2 separate regions of the Homo sapiens genome follow, and region 2 is linked to region 1. A link is an interaction called in ENCODE POLR2A ChIA-PET data of the cell type or tissue named here. Cell type or tissue: HepG2. All regions are shown on one strand. Links, peaks and the distances in the headings refer to the core of each region. The heading gives the core; the rest is flanking DNA.

Evidence for each region. Peaks named below come from ENCODE experiments on the same cell type or tissue, not always from the same donor. Only the 100,000 strongest peaks of a DNase experiment are listed, where the experiment ranks them.
Region 2: POLR2A ChIA-PET joins it to region 1 with 9 read pairs; 6 of 35 experiments call an interaction of 5 or more read pairs at or near these places.

What each region holds. Positions count from the first base shown.
Region 1 is chr12:53,102,226-53,109,980 of GRCh38, forward strand. IGFBP6 (insulin like growth factor binding protein 6) reads left to right here. Exons shown (of 4, transcript NM_002178.3): 4 at 1-115. SOAT2 (sterol O-acyltransferase 2) reads left to right here and starts at 1,261. Exons shown (of 15, transcript NM_003578.4): 1 at 1,261-1,434; 2 at 1,926-1,981; 3 at 2,882-3,018; 4 at 3,336-3,395; 5 at 3,682-3,789. The coding sequence starts at 1,353. LOC124902936 (a long non-coding RNA gene) reads right to left here. Exons shown (of 3, transcript XR_007063315.1): 3 at 4,407-5,109. RefSeq lists an enhancer at 843-1,371. In HepG2, for the core only: no CTCF peak of the experiment used is centred there; DNase peaks (open chromatin) are centred at 376, 856, 1,236 and 1,926; H3K4me3 peaks cover 2,642 bases.
Region 2 is chr12:53,217,872-53,225,665 of GRCh38, forward strand. All of the region lies in intron 3 of RARG (retinoic acid receptor gamma), which reads right to left. Among named protein-coding and RNA genes, the nearest start is that of RARG, 10 kb to the right of the region's middle. RefSeq lists silencers at 1,774-2,068, 2,193-2,532, 3,103-3,152, 3,713-4,062. In HepG2, for the core only: a CTCF peak has its summit at 3,735; DNase peaks (open chromatin) are centred at 2,740, 3,180 and 3,770; H3K4me3 peaks cover 2,983 bases; H3K27me3 peaks cover 805 bases.

The sequences.
Region 1 (7,755 bases), core at 89-4,088:
AACAAAAAACCGAGGCCCTCAATCCACCTTCAGGCCCCGCCCCATGGGCCCCTCACCGCTGGTTGGAAAGAGTGTTGGTGTTGGCTGGGGTGTCAATAAAGCTGTGCTTGGGGTCGCTGGCTTGTGTCTCTGTGTCTGCCTCTCACAATTCTGGAATCCCTGGCCCTCTCTTTACCCCACTACAGCTCACTCACAGCATTTCTCCTTTCCTGTGGATACCTTTAGTCCTTCCTGTGACAGCCAGGCAGAAGCTTCAAGCCATCAAGCCTCACAGAGCTGCCCACCAGGAGTTGGGAGTGGGAAGGGGAGACACTGAGATCATGGCCTTAATCTGAAGTTGTGACCTTGTTTCTAACACTGATCTTTGGACACAAAGGGAGGGGAAGGATTAATAGTTAATCCCAGCAGGAACCCAGCAAAGAGGAACTCTCAAAGCACATACCCTTCTGTTACTTCCTACTAAAAAAAGAAGGAAATTATTACTAATATATGAGCTCATCCCATGGCCCTGAACCATGTGATTTTACCTGGACAACCTCATTTTGAGCTTACGATAACCTTGTGATATAGGGATTTTTACCCCTATTTTTCAGAGGAGGAAACTGGCTTAAAATTTGGGGTCACTTGCCTGAAATTATATAGCTGGTAAATGACAGAGGGAGGTTTGCATCCGGTTCTTCCATATGTGACAATACCTGGTATTCCCTAGGTGCTGAATACGTGTTTGTTTAGTCTCCTTTCTGCCTACATGCTCACCCAAGCAGGTGTCAGGAAGCGGCCCTGTCAGTTCAGGGGCCCTGACACTCAGCCTTTCCTGGAGGGGCCCCAGTTCCGTGAGTAGCACAGTGCCAACCCCATCAGAATATTACCACATGTGTCAATCACACACCTTGTGGTGAAAGCGAGCTGAACGCACTGATACATGAAGACATTTCTGACTCCTCCCTGACCTTCAGCCTGCTGGGAGAGAGACTGGAAGGCCAGCCATGCTAGGTGACAAGCTTCTGAGAGGCAAAGTTCCCCTCCCCAAGATGTACCCAGCCACTATTCCTGTGTGTGTGTGGCGGGGTGGATAGCACCCTTGGAGCTGGGCATCTGGATGGTGGTTGGGGTGTTAGGGGGATGTGGCGATCCCTGCGACAGACAGCAGAGTGAGGTCTGAATCTGAGAAGCTCTGCCTCCAGATCAGATAACCTATCGCACTCCCAGAGGCCCCCTCCTCCTGAAAGGACTTTAGTCTTTGGAGCTGTCACCTGAGCTGAGTGGGACAAGAGCTCTACAGGGCAGGCCACACTGCGAAGGAAGGAGGCAACACGGGCAAGGGCTGCCTGCTGCCCGCTGGAGACCGCACCATGGAGCCAGGCGGGGCCCGTCTGCGTCTGCAGAGGACAGAAGGGCTGGGAGGGGAGCGGGAGCGCCAACCCTGTGGAGATGGTGAGCCGCCCTCGGGGGTGCAGAAGGCACAGGCAAGTGGGGGGGAGGCGGGGAGAGATGCGCTATGGAGAGAAGGCTCCAACTGCCTGATGCCAATCCTTCCTGCTGTCCAGAGAGGCCAAGGAAGGTAGACCCTGGCCTCAGCCCAGAGCCACCCAGCTGGAAGATGGAACAGAAAAGAGCTATGTCAGAGCTGTGGCCTGGCCTTATCCTTCTGACTGTTTAGCCCCAGATAGTGAATGGAGTAGCTTCCCATTCCCTGAGTGCCCTGTTCCCAGTAATGTCACCAGGCCCCCTGCTTGCCTATGGCCTCCTCACCACTGGCAACAGCAACTTCCCCTTCTAGTAGCCCCAACCATGATACTAGATATTGGCTGGTTGGGGTGAGGGCAGCTGCTGAGCACACAAAGCATTTCCTGACCACAGGATGCCTCTGGGTCTGCAGAACCCCAATTCCTCCTGTTGACTGTGCCTTTGATCCCTCCTCACAGGAAACACTGAGACGCACAGAGCCCCGGACTTGGTACAATGGACCCGACACATGGAGGTGAGGGATGTCAGAGGTCAGAGGTCAAGTGGACAGATCCTTGGTAGCAGGAAGCAGGAGTGAGGCTTGGTGATAAAGATGACTTTTTTTTTTTTTTTTTTTTGAAACAAAGTCTCGCTCTGTTGCTCAGGCTGGAGTGCATTGGCACAATCTCGGCTCACTGCAACCTCTGCCTCCCAGGTTCAAGCGAGTAGCTGAACTACAGATGAGTGCCACCAGGTGTGGCTAATTTTTTTTTTATATTTTTAGTAGAGACGGGGTTTCACCATATTGGCCAGGCTGGTCTTGAACTCCTGACCTCAAGTGATCTACCCGCCTCGGCCTCCCAAAGTGCTGGGATTACAGGTGTGAGCCACGGTGCCCAGCCTGATGACTTGTTCCTGAGTGCAAAGATCGGATTCGAATTAAGGATGGAGATGGAGGGGTTTGAAGCACAGGTCCCAAAGGTCACCAAAAGTCAGCCAGTAGATAGAGTCTTCCTGCTAGTGCGGCTGGAGGCCAGGGGTGAGGAGTGACAATCGGAGGTGACCAGGCTGGAATTCAGACCCAGGGAGGGGAAGCCTTGCTCCTGCTGTCACTCCCTGATCCTCGCTGCTGCCCCAGGAAGCCAGAAGGAGATCAACTCTGGGCAGGGATCATGGCTTGTTCATCTTTTTACCACAGCACTTAGCACTGCGGGGTCCTACCCCACCAGCAGACCCATCACCACCCCACCAATGCCTGCCCTTCCCCCCGCAGGCCTGCCACCACTGAACCCCCATCCCTGCTGACCCCCCAGGTTGTTTTTTTTTTTAAAAAAAGCACTGTGCCTGGCATAGACAGAAATTCAGTGAATGTCTGGTGAATGAAAGGATGGCTGACTGGAGGGACAGTGGGCTCTACCCTGGCTTTGTCCCGTAGGCTGTGAAGGCACAATTGCTGGAGCAAGCGCAGGGACAACTGAGGGAGCTGCTGGATCGGGCCATGCGGGAGGCTATACAATCCTACCCATCACAAGACAAACCTCTGCCCCCACCTCCCCCAGGTTCCTTGAGCAGGTGAGTCTGGGGAATGGCTGCGCGGGCTCCTCTGTAGCAAGGATCATGAGCTAGAAACATCACGTTATGTGCCCTTGCCAGCTTTATCAGGACCGTGACTCCAGCCTTCCCTCTTCCCCCCTTGTCTTCCTAACACTGACCTCCATCTACTGGGCCTCGCTCTGCCCTGGCCCTGACCTTCTACCCGGTCCTGCCCTCTGGCCCTAGCCCTGACCTTTCCCTACCACTCCCCTTGGCTCCCAAGTATTGACCTTCTGCATGGCCCTGCCCTCTGCCCATTTACTTTTTCCTGACCCTGAACAAACATCTCAATTCAGGACCCAGGAGCCATCCCTGGGGAAACAGAAAGTTTTCATCATCCGCAAGTCCCTGCTTGAGTAAGTCGGGGTGATGACAAGTAATGGGAGGAAAAGAAAGGGCTTTGGCTAGGGGTCAAGGTACCTCATTTCTCATCCCCAGCCTCTAGGTGGTTTGTGGAGAGGACTTGGAAAGGGTTTCTAAGGTGCAGGTCCCCTATTTGCCCTAGGCATGGTTGTGGAAGAAAGGCCTTTAGCTGGAAGTTCTGGATCGCTAGGCCCCATGCCTCATGTGTACAGTGTCTGAGCTAGTTCACACAACCCTGAGGACCCTCCCACACTGACTTTCGGGCCCCTGTCCCTCTAGTGAGCTGATGGAGGTGCAGCATTTCCGCACCATCTACCACATGTTCATCGCTGGCCTGTGTGTCTTCATCATCAGCACCCTGGCCATCGACTTCATTGATGAGGGCAGGTAGGTCCCCTTCCCACCTGGGACAGGCACACCTATCTGATCAGACCCTCTGGGTCCTCAGTGCCCCACCTGCCCTTGGGGCAAGAGGACACAGGTTCCCCCTTTGGTTATTGGACATGTACCAACATTGCTCCCAACAACCTTTCCACCTGAAACACTCTCTAGGATCCCTTCCTTCCCCAGCCTTGGTTGGCCCTTTGTCTGTCCTCCCAGGGCCGGCCACTCTCAAATGCTTCTCAATGACACCTTGCCCTGAGGCAGATGTGTGTGTGTGTGCACACATGCACACCCATACACACTCCTTTCCAAGTCAGTTCTATTCAAGTAACCTCCATTGAGCACCTCCCGAGTACCAGTCCTAGTGGCCAGAGAAATGAGGGGGGCAGACCCCACTCCTGTCTGTGAGGCACTCCCAGTCTTGTGGGGAAGACAGACATGTAACCAAGTGCCTGGGTGGGTCATTTCCCCCACAGAGCACCCCATCCAACTGTGAGGATGAGCCTCAGAGAGCTGTATACCCCTGGGGGTCTGTATTTTCATACCTCCCACTATTCCCAGACCAAACTGAGGGTTGGGGCTGCTATTTCTCATGGCCCAATAACGAGATGCAGATGAACTGGGGAGGAAGTGAGTTTTTATTTCTGTAACCAGTTACAGGGAGAAGGCCTGGAAATTATCACCAGGCCAACTAAAAATTACAATTTCCAGAGCATATATACCTTCTAAGCTCTACATCTATGTGTAGGTGTGCATTCATCTAAAGACATAAGTGATTAACTTCTTTTAATCTATAACTAAGGTCTGAGTCTTGAAGACCTTCTTCTGGAGCCTCAGTAAGTTTACTTAATCTAAATGGGTCCAAGTGCTGGGGTGATTACCCTTCTCTTATCTCCTGCTAAATAACGGAGGTTTGGGGAGTTTCTTCAGACCCCCAGCAAAACTTGTTTAATCATGCTTTGAGGTTCAGGAAAGGCCTAGGCAAAACTCTTGGTGGGCTTTTGTTACATTCCAGCCTTTGTATAAGGGCACTGGTTTTTAACATTTAACTTAACCACTCAGTCAGTACTGAAACAGTTGTTATGGAGGTCTGCATTAGTGAGACCTGCTTGTCACAGTCCCCACTGTCAATTTACACGATTTTTATCATGCATGGATATTTATTTATCATGAGAATCGCAGGGAGATGGGGAGTCGTAATCTTTCTGGCTACTTCCTGCTGAGAGGGGGTCGTCGTTATGGGGCACCAAAAGCAGCAGTGGAGTGGAAGAGGTTGATTTGTTCGCAGTAGCACTCTCTGTTTCGGGGCCTTGGAGGCAGCACCTGCTGAAACATAATAGTATGTAACAGTACATATAAATAGGCTACTGCTCTTTTCTTCTGAAGTTTAAGTTGTCTAGTCTTCAGTTTGCAGGGCTTTAAGAAAGCAGAGCTTAGGTTTCAGTGATTACCAATTAGGAAGAATGGGGGAAAATGGAAAAGAAAGAGGAAAAAATTGAAAACATTATTTTGGAGACCTGTAGCCAGAAAAGTTAGAATTTAATCCAAACTGCAGAAAATAATAAAAACTGAAAAACATCAGGCAAGACTAGAATTTAACAACAGATGTACTTTTTTTTTTTTTTTTTTGAGACAGAGTCTTGGTCCGTTGCCCAGGCTGGAGTGCAGTGGCGTGATCTTGGCTCACTGCAACCTCCGCCTCCTGGGTTCAAGCGAATCTCCAACCTCAGCCTCCTGAGTAGCTGGGACTACAGGCACGTGTTACTGTGTTCGGCTCATTTTTGTATTTTTAGTAGAGACTGGGTTTCACCGTGTTGGCCAGGCTGGTCTCGAACTCCTGACCTCAGGCGATCTGCCCACCTTGGCCTCCCAAAGTGCTGGGATTACAGGTGTGAGCCACTGAGCCCAGCCATAGTTTTTGAAACATAATTTTTCTCTCTCCAGTTTCCCATTTTTATTAAAAGACAGATCATAGTAGGACTGGTTTGCTTTATTATACTTGGTTTAATTATTTGTATACAGTACAGCAAGAATAATTAGTTTCACATAGGCCTTTTAAATTGGCTTTGATGGAACTTCGTTCCATAGAAGGAATCTGAGATAAGTCCTTTTAAAGCCGAGCCCAGCCATGGATTTGTACCAATAAATACCTATGAGTTGGGTGAATTCCTCTTCTCTTGAGGTTCCAAGATAACTTGGGGTTCCTGGCCTGTCAGAAAATGACATTCTTTACCTACCACAGATCAGAAACCCTGGACAGGGACTGTGTACACAAAATATGATGCCAGTTTTCAAGGGCTTTATTGGCTTCATAAGTCAAGTTCGATTCCTTAAAAAAGAGTACACCATTCCAGTCAAAGCCTTGGGAAAATAACCACTTTTTCCAATTATGTCCTGTTACAAAAGAAAACAGATTCTTATTGTACTATGCAAATAACTAATATTGCAAATAGTTTCCAAATTCTGGAGAAATCAGGTAGAGAGAAACAAACATGCTCCAAATTTTATTCATAGGAGTATACTTTACTTAATTGTTAAAAGCTATTAATAGCTCAAAAGAAAAGTTTCCTTGACTCTGCAAAGCAAAACAAAGGACTAGCAACATTTTAAGCAAAAAGTGAAAAAGATCACTTCAATCTCCTTTTAGTTCAGTACATGCAGTTAATTCCTGTCCTGCTTCATATTAATGAATATTTTAACTCTTCAAGAGCCCTAAATGTTTTTCCTCCATTGTGATGTCACAATCTACAAAGTTATCAGAAACCTGCATTCAAGAGCACCTGTTAGAGCTTTATAACTGATTATAAAACCACCTTCTAAAGAGGACCAAAACAAGAAAACAATTGTTTATGGATGACAAACAGTTTTAGGGTAGCCATAGTTAAAGACACAATTGACAAGGAAATCTGTTACCTCTGTAGCACACAACAATTTAACATAACAATGGCTGGGCACAGTGGCTCATGCCTGTAATCCCAGCACTTTGGGAGGCCAAGGTGGGTGGATCACGAGGTCAGGAGTTCAAAACCAACCTGGCCAATATGGTGAAACCCCGTCTCTACTAAAAATACAAAAATTAGCTGAGCATGGTGGCGCATGCCTGTAGTCCTAGCTACTTGAGAGACTCAGGCAGAAGAATCACTTGAACCTGGGAGGCAGAGGTTGCAGTAAGCCAAGATCACGCCACTGCACTCCAGCCTGGGTGACAGAGCGAGACTCCATCTAAATAAATAAATAAATAACAATTCTAATTATTATTGATAATGTACACTAAGATATATCAGAATTATAGCAGTCTCTCATAACTTTGGAATACATACCAATAACATATTTATACAAATATAGCCCAAAGAAAGTCAAACCCCATTTTATATTTGGCAATGCTTCCTGTATGATTTTTGGTACCAAATAAGCCAAATTTCACCTTTATATTAGTGTACTATTAATGTTAAACCCAATTATTTATTTATTTATTTATTTTCTTTTTTGAGACAGAGTCTCACTCCGTCACCCAGGCTGGAGTACAGTGGCATGATCTCGGCTCACTGCAATCTCTGAATCCTGGATTCAAGTGATTCTCCTGCCTCAGCCTCCCAAGTAATTGGAATTACAGGCATACGCCACCACACCCAGCTAATTTTTTTGTGTGTATTCTTAGTAGAGATGGGATTTCATCATGTTGGCCAGGCTGGTCTTGAACTCCTGACCTCAAGCGATCCACCCACCTTGACATTCCCAAAGTGCTGGGATCATAGGTGTGAGCCACTGCACCTGGCCTTAAACCTAAGTCTTAATAAAACCTTATACACATGGTTTACCCAATTTTAATGTTTGACCATAAGGTAAGATTTGTATAGACTTTTTCGAACCCTTTACAATTTTTGTTAAAGAGCAGGTTAGTGCTCTAAGAGAAACCCATTGTGCTTTTATTTTAATGCTCAATTTACAGAAGAAACTGGATGATACCCC
Region 2 (7,794 bases), core at 1,246-5,245, 120 kb after region 1:
GCTGCGAGGCTCAGAGCTGAGCAGCCTGGACTCACAATCTAGCACACACCTCCTTGGAGACACACACACTCACAGGTTAACAACACATAAGGCACCAAAGCAGGCATATTACAATGGGATCCTAGAACCCTCACTGGATTCTGGCACAGACACACAGCCAGAATAGAGACACACTCACTCCAGCTACACCGTGGAGGTAGATGTACCAGTCACAAGGCTGACACACAACAGCCAGCACTTGGCCACACAAGGGAACAGCCCTACCACCAGACAAACACCCCAGCCTGCCAACGCAGCACCAGGACACCAAAGCCTCCAAACAGGCACACACACACACACATCCAGCCCACCTCCACCCCCCAAGCACCCTTCCCTCTGAAAGTGTGTGCGGGCAGGCCTGAAGCTGGCTTTGTGTGTCCACCAGGATCCCAGAGGCCAAAATTATTGGTCCCAATTAAAACTCAAAAACCTAGGGCCAGTCAAGCCCAAAGGGCTTCTTCCATAGGCCTGAAAAAAGACAGGGTCTCTGCCCAGCCCCCAGAAGCCCTTCCTGAAAGATTCTTTCCATCTCAGCACCCCCACAACATATAACATACCCCAACTCCCCATCCTATTGGGCAATGAGAGGAAAGTTAAGAATTCACAGGGATTTGGTGCAAAGCAATAGTTCCATGCTTTCTCGGTTCTTTAAATGACACACTTTTAAATTCTTCCCCCACCCCACCCAAAAGTAAAGTCAAGTCCGGTCTCCTGGTTTGCCATCTCCCTCTTCCAGCTTCCCAGTTGTTAAATTTGAGCAGCTCTGCTCTGGAACCAAAAAAAAAAATCCGAACTTGTAAACAGCACTGCTTGGTGCCAAGGAGCGAGGCGCGTTGGCGGGGGCTTGGTGACCTGGCGTGCGCACTCCCCCAGCGCCCGCCGCCCCGCCCGCTGCCCGCCCCTTCCCACCCTTCCCAGCGTGCCCCCAAGCCCCTCATCCCCGGGCCGTCCGCACCCAGGCAGCGAGCACATCCCAGCCCAGGGTAAATTTGGGGGGTGTTCCAGGCTGCGCTCCTGGCCCCTCCCCACACCCCACCCCCGCCAGGCACTGCGGCCCAAGCTTCAAAGCCGCCTCTCATCTGGACTTCATTTTTACTGCCTCTCAGTCCCCAGCTTTTTATTACTGCTCTGGAAAGGGGTTCCAGGGCCCCAGGCCTGGCATCTCCCATTTCACGGAGGGGGAAGATAGATATTTGGGGACCCAGTAATGGTGCTCGCCCTGCCGCTGTCAACTTCAGGCCACCCCCCACCACACACACAGACTTTGCTTTAAACTTTTCGCTTCCTGCTGAAGTTGTTGTGTGTTGGAGCCATAGGAAAAAGTAATCTCTGCATATAACCGCATACACGTTTCCAAACATTTCTTTTTTTATATGGGGGTGGCGTACAAAACTCAGCCTTCTCCCTCTTGTGTGCACAACCTTTTCCACCCGGCATGAGAACACACAGGATGCACTCTCGAACACAGCACTTTCCAAAACCGCCCCCGCAGCCACGCAGGGGCACACGCCCTCCCGGCCTCACGCCACAAACATCCCCTCACAGGCCATGTGGACCTGGCAGCTGTCGCAGGCGACACTGGTGGAGAGACCCTTGCTCCCACACCCACACCACCTAGGCAAGGCGCTGCACACTCCAGGGATTCACACGCTCTGCAAACGATATTTTTAACACTGCCAGCTTCCCACATGGGCTTTACAAACGCCACCCACGGTCCTGAGTGTCATATCCTTCCAGGGCCACGGACGTGAAGGCGCAAACTACCCACACACCTCGGTCTCTCCCTATCCCCAGGAACTCTGGAGTGGCATCAACCACAGGTTCGAGCTAAACACCCACCATAAAAACCACACACACTCCAAACACTACTGCACACACGCAAAGGAGACGCTGAGGCCCCCACGTTTAAAGGGCCAGTACCTTACATAGAAAGGGCCAGAAGCTCCTCCTTGCACCTCAGTTCCACTCTTTACACACGGAAAGAGTAAATCCCACCCTCTCCTGCACCCTACACCCCAGCCCCGGACTCCGGTACCTACATTGCAGGCTGGCGGGTTGCGGCCAGGCAAAAGATTCAAGTCCGGCGAAACAGGAGCCGCCGGTGGCTCTGCGCAGCAAGCCGGCCCCGGGCCCGGCCGCCCCGTACAGCCGTCGCGGACCCGGGGCAAACGTTTCCATACAGTCGTACATCGCGACCCGGCTTGAAGGGAAACTGGGTGCTGGAAACACCAAGGACCCGCAGCCGATTCCCCCTCCTCCCCCGGCGGCGCCCCGCTCCAGCAGGGGGGGAGGGGGAGGGCTAGCATAGGGCGCTGGGCTGCATGCGGGTAAGGGGTGGGCGGGGAAGAGGGGGGATCCCCAGCAGGGGAAAGGGACTGGGCGGGGCGCGAAGCTGGGGCTGCCGCTTTAGCCTCCGTCCAGCTCTTATCTGGGTGCTTCGGCAGCTAGCACTGGGGAGACCTTTTTTAAAAGCGAAGCCTGGAGGGGTGGGGGGTGGGGCTTGGAGAGCGAAGGGGGCCGGGCACCGAGATGAGCAAAGCTGAGAGTGGAGCGCACACATACACATACGTACACTCGCTCCGCGGCGCGCGCGCTTGCTTAGACACACATCCGTGCATGCATTTATCTTATCAGGCACCAAGAATTTGCAAATATGCAAGAGTGAACATACATGTGAGCACGCATATAAAATCATAGGTGCACACACGTTTGTGCAAACACACCTTGCTCGGGAGAATGCTTGCAGGCATACTCTCCACAGCTCATAGGCTTTGCATGCATTTGCACTGAGGCGCGTGCCCAGGTCGGGGTTGGAAGAAGGAGAGGAGGAACCAAGCATAAGCATTTCCTTTCAGAGTTTTCCCTCTCCCCAAACTCTCCCTTTTTCACACTAGTCAATACAGGGGTGTTAAGGATGACTGGGGAGAGGGGAACGTGGAGGTCCCCGCGCGCAGCTGCTCTCCTGAGGCTCGGGACCTGCACTACCTCCACCCCTCTCATTCCCAGGCCTGGCTCCGCCCTCGCCCTCCGCGCGCCCGCTTCAGGGCCGAAAAGTGCATTCCTGCGGCTCGGCGCGCGCTGCCTCCTCCTTCCTTCCCGTCTCCCCACCCGCGGTCCTAGGGCCGGAGCGCGCTCCCGCCGTGAACTCTCTGGGAACCCCCCTCGGGGCGGGTGGCCGAGCGCGCTCACCTCCTCCTGACCCGGCCCCGCCCCACCCCGCCCAGGCCGTCTTCAGCGCTGCCGCGGAGTCCCCCCGCCCCCTCCAGCGCAGCCAGAGTCTACCCCTCCTAGCCCGAGCAGTCCGCCCTCCGCCGCGGCCCGGGCCGCCTCCCTCCGAGTCCCCGAAGCCTTATCCCGCAACTGACGCCCCCTAAGCGCCTCGACCGTCTCTCTCGATGCTCCTTCTTCGAACATAACTTCACTTTTAGAGCACAAAACTACCCCATAAGCTGTGCCTGCCGTGCCAACTGCGCCTCGATGAATCTGCCCCTGATGGCCAACTCCCCTCCTCCAGTTTCTCACTGCCAAGGGCTCCCTCGGCAATAGGGGCGCTTCTGGTCACTGACTGTTCTCAGGGTCTTTAAATACCCTCTAGCCTAGGCATAACTGCCCTCCCTTCGGTTAGTGCCCCTCAGCTCTCCAAGGCCGCAACACTGTTCCCTGGGTTGCCCCTTCCGGCACTGAGCGCCCTCGCCCGGCGGAGAAGGGGGTGAGGTGGGCGGGGGGCTGGCCACGTCAGAAGTTTGCCCTGGCCCGGCAGGGCCGAATGGGGGGACCCTGGCCCCGGACAGCGCCAGCAGCGGCGACTCCCGGAAATCCCCCCCTCCCCCGCGCCCCGCCCTCAGCCGCCGGGCCGCCCGGCCTGCCTGCCCAGCCGGCTCTGTCAGCGCCGCTCACACGGGCAGCGCCGCGGAGCGGGAGCGGCGCCCGGCCCGGCCCTTCCCCCGCCAGGCGGCTGTGGCTGGGCCAGGGCGGGGCGCGCTTTTCTAAGAATCTGTTGTACCGGGTGGGGGGCGCACTGGGGTGCTGCAGGAGTGGGGCGCCTGTTGGAAGAATAAAGGGCAGGAAGGGGTGCCAGAGTAGGCGAGGGATGGCGGGCGCGGGGGAGGGGCGGGGGGCTGCCGGGGCTGGGAAAAGGCCTGACTTGTGGATGGCGAGGAAACCTCGGGGTGGCAAGGCTGACTAGGGGGCTTGAAGCAGGGATGGAGAGGGAATGCACTGCTCTTTCCAACCCAGTGTAAACTCCCTTCTCCTCCCCCAACCCCAAATACCCATTTCTGAATCCAGTCACCCGAACCCCACAAAAAAAAGAAAGAAAGAGAGAGAAAGAAAAGAAAGAGAAAGAAAGAAGAAAGAAAAAGGAAGAAAGAGAAAGGAGGAGAAAGAAAGAGAGAGAGAGAGAGAGAAAGAAAGAACTTTCTGAATCAGAATCTGACCAGCAGCAAACAACAACAAAAACAGTTAAGTGCAAAATAGGGAGTACCCCGAAAACAAGAGGGAAAGAGCCTTGATTAGTCAACTTCAAGCTGTCAGTACCCCCCTTCCCCCTCAGAAATCTGAAAGGTCCCAATTAAGTCAGGCCTGCCTGGTTGGTAATTAGAACCAGAAGTGGCCAGGCCACAGGGAGGGGGGTTGGGAGGAGGGCACAGGAGGAGTTGGGGGAGGGCTCCAGGAAGCCATGAGTCCTCAATAGCCCCCGTTTCTCTTCACCAGATGCACCCCACTCATCACCCCATCTGTGTGTGCATCCCAGGCATTGCATGGAGGGGGTCCTTAGGACCAGGCATTACGGTGTCAGGCCCGCCCTCCCCATCAACCCTGACCCCCCCATTCTAGACAGACTTAGTACAGCCTTGGGGAGAAGGTAAGAGGGTGGGGGATCTAGTGCCCCCTCTTTTCCCCAAAGTTTCCCCAGCCCTTATTGCAGCAATTAGACCCATTAGCCTTCTAGCATTTCATGGGAACCAGATGTTCTCCACCATCCTGGTGGGAGTATGAAGGGGGGCTGCTGCCTGACTCACCCCCTTCCCTATGATCCCCACCACCAGGGCATACCCCCCTCCCAGCTAGAGCCCCACAAAGGCATAGCCCTAGAGGCAAAGAGGAGAGTACCCCTTCCCAACTAACAAAGCCATTAGCACTCAGATTCTTTCGGGGTCACCCCTTAGAGTCCCTGCCACCCTGGCAAGGATGAGTTTGGCCAGGACGAGGCAGGGCAGGGACAGCTAACTCCTCATGCACCCTGCCTTTCCCTCCTTGCCACCTTCTGGATGGGGCTTGAGGATAACTGGCTCTGAATTCCTCACGCTAAATTCTCCCTTTTTTCTAAAACCTTCCCTCGAAAAGCTGAAAAGGGGGCATTTCAAAGTAAAGCAGGCCCTGCCAGAAGGGTAAGTCCTGAGGTAGGAGTCCCACCTGAAGGGCAATGGGAGGGGGGTCTCTGGAGGAGGGGGCAGCAGAAGAGCAGAAGAATAGCGAGGTGTGAATGAGAGTGGGGCCCAAAGCAGGGATGTGAGGCGCGTTGGGCAGGATGGGGGCTGGGACCGGGTAGGGGGCCAGGAGAGGGGGGTGCAGCCTGGGCCCTGGCGGCGGCGGCTTGCCCGGCTCCCCCCGCCCCCCCCCCGCCCAAGAGGTTTCCTGTTGCAATCAAAGCCCCGTTTGTGTCGGCCTGGAGCTGGAGCCTGTGCCGGAGGAGGAGAGACCGGGGAGGGGAGGGGAAAAGAGGCAGTCGACTGGGGTTTTTTCCTGGAGGAGGCCTCACTGCCCTTACCCGCCTGCTTGTTCTCCTTGCTTCTCCCAGTGCCTGGCTTCTCTGTGTCTGCACCTTTGGGCCTGGGTAGCTGTCCCTTGTCTTGTCTGTGAGTCTCTCTTTTTCAGTTTCTTTTAAGCAAGACTTTCTCTGTGCCAACCTGTCCTCAGTTTCTCCATGTGTGGTGACTTAGTGTGGTGAAATCTGGGCTCCTTGCCCCAGGGACAGTGGCCCCATGGCCAGGGCAGCATCACCAGGTTCAGAGGACAAATTGGGCTAGGTCATCAGGACCACAGCTATCTGCTCAGGGGTGGGAGGACGGCAAGGCTTCCCTTCTCTTTCATCACACTCTGTTCCCTATAGAAAGCAAATCTAGAACACACTAAGATTCACAAACATAGAGATACATAGGGACACAGACACCTGAGGTTTCATGCACATGCATGAACACACACGCACGCACACACACGTACACACACCCCTCTGCTTTCCATGAGCACAGGCCTGTGCTTGCCTCAGCAGCACGTGCTCCCTGAGCCTCCCCTCCACCACCAGACAGTTCTGAGATGCCTGTCTCACCCCCCTTCAGACCCCGAGACAGCCCCAGGAAGTAGAGCAAGACTTCACTTCTCAACAAGGATGTCCCCAAGGTGCCAGGGACCCAGCAATAAGATCCAAGAGCCAGCCCCAGGGAGAAGTGCCAGACCTCTTCAAGGGCCACCTCTCTTAGTCTATGTGTGAGAGAGAATGTGTGTGTGTCATCCATAGAATAAGGGAGAGGGTGATGAGATGCACAAACTCAATGTGAGTATGCCTTTGGCATCAGATTTAAGCCTCTAAACCCTCTCCACTAGATGCTCCCAGCCAAAAAGGGACAGCAGGTCGGAGAAATGAGAGAGGACACTCTCTCATCCTTCTGCTACTCTCCCACTCTGGAAGGTTTCCCAGACTCCTGGATCTCTTCGTCTCCCCTATGTCTTCCTCTCTGCTACCACTAGGTGCTGCATGCCCCACCCCCATTAAAGCCGCATAGCAACCCACCCCCAAGCCTTCCCCTCCTCCCTCCTCCTGCCACTTCCCTGCCCAGGCCTGTCCTTCCAGGCTAGCCGCACCCTCCCCAGCTACCTGCCCTGGCTCTGGCTCCTCCCTTGGATTTCTCCTTTCAGCCCCCTCCTTCAGCATGGCCTTCGAAGATGGAGCCCGGCCTGACCACTTCCCTACCTTAATCTCACTTTGAACCCTGACCTTGATCTCAGTGTGTCCATGGCACAGGGGCGCAAGGGGGACGTCACTGGGGACTGGGTACTAGCTCTAGCATTATCCCCACTACCATTCTCTCTCCTCTCCCTCTCCACTCCATCTCCTTTACTTGCCTCTCCCAGAACCTGAGAAAATCAAGTCCCAAGAGGCTGAGTTGTAGGGTTCTCTGCCAGAAGTACATTCATGTGGGGAGGGTGGTTCCTTCCCACTTCCCCAGGTCCCTAGGACAGATTCATGGGGTGAAAATGAAGTCTGGGGAAGCCCAGCTGTAGTTTCCAAAAAGGGTACTTTGTGCTGTCTTGTTCACCTACATGCCACTCAAATAACCCCTGTTGGACTACAGACATGCCACCAGCAGGCTTCACCAAACGCCAGCCACAGCGTCAGCAGCACTACAAAATCCCTCCTCACTCCTCACACTGACTCTTTGTTGCACACACTGGAATTCTGTACATGAGCAGAGGCCCAGGGAGATGCTGGGCACACACAACTGCATCAAGTCTGGAGGCACCACACACTCACCCCTTCTCCGATGAACACACTCTTTCCAGTGGAGCTGCCAGCCCAGCCTAGTCACCCCTTTCACATACAGACACACAACCCTCTGCGTGCCCCCTCCTGGAAGCAGGGCGCCTTCTCTTCTACCTCTGTCTCTGCGCTCGTGGAGCCATGAAGGATGTGCGTTTATCTTTTTGTCTTTTTCTCTCCAACTCTGTCTCTGAAATTGCTCTTTCCCCCGCCCTTCA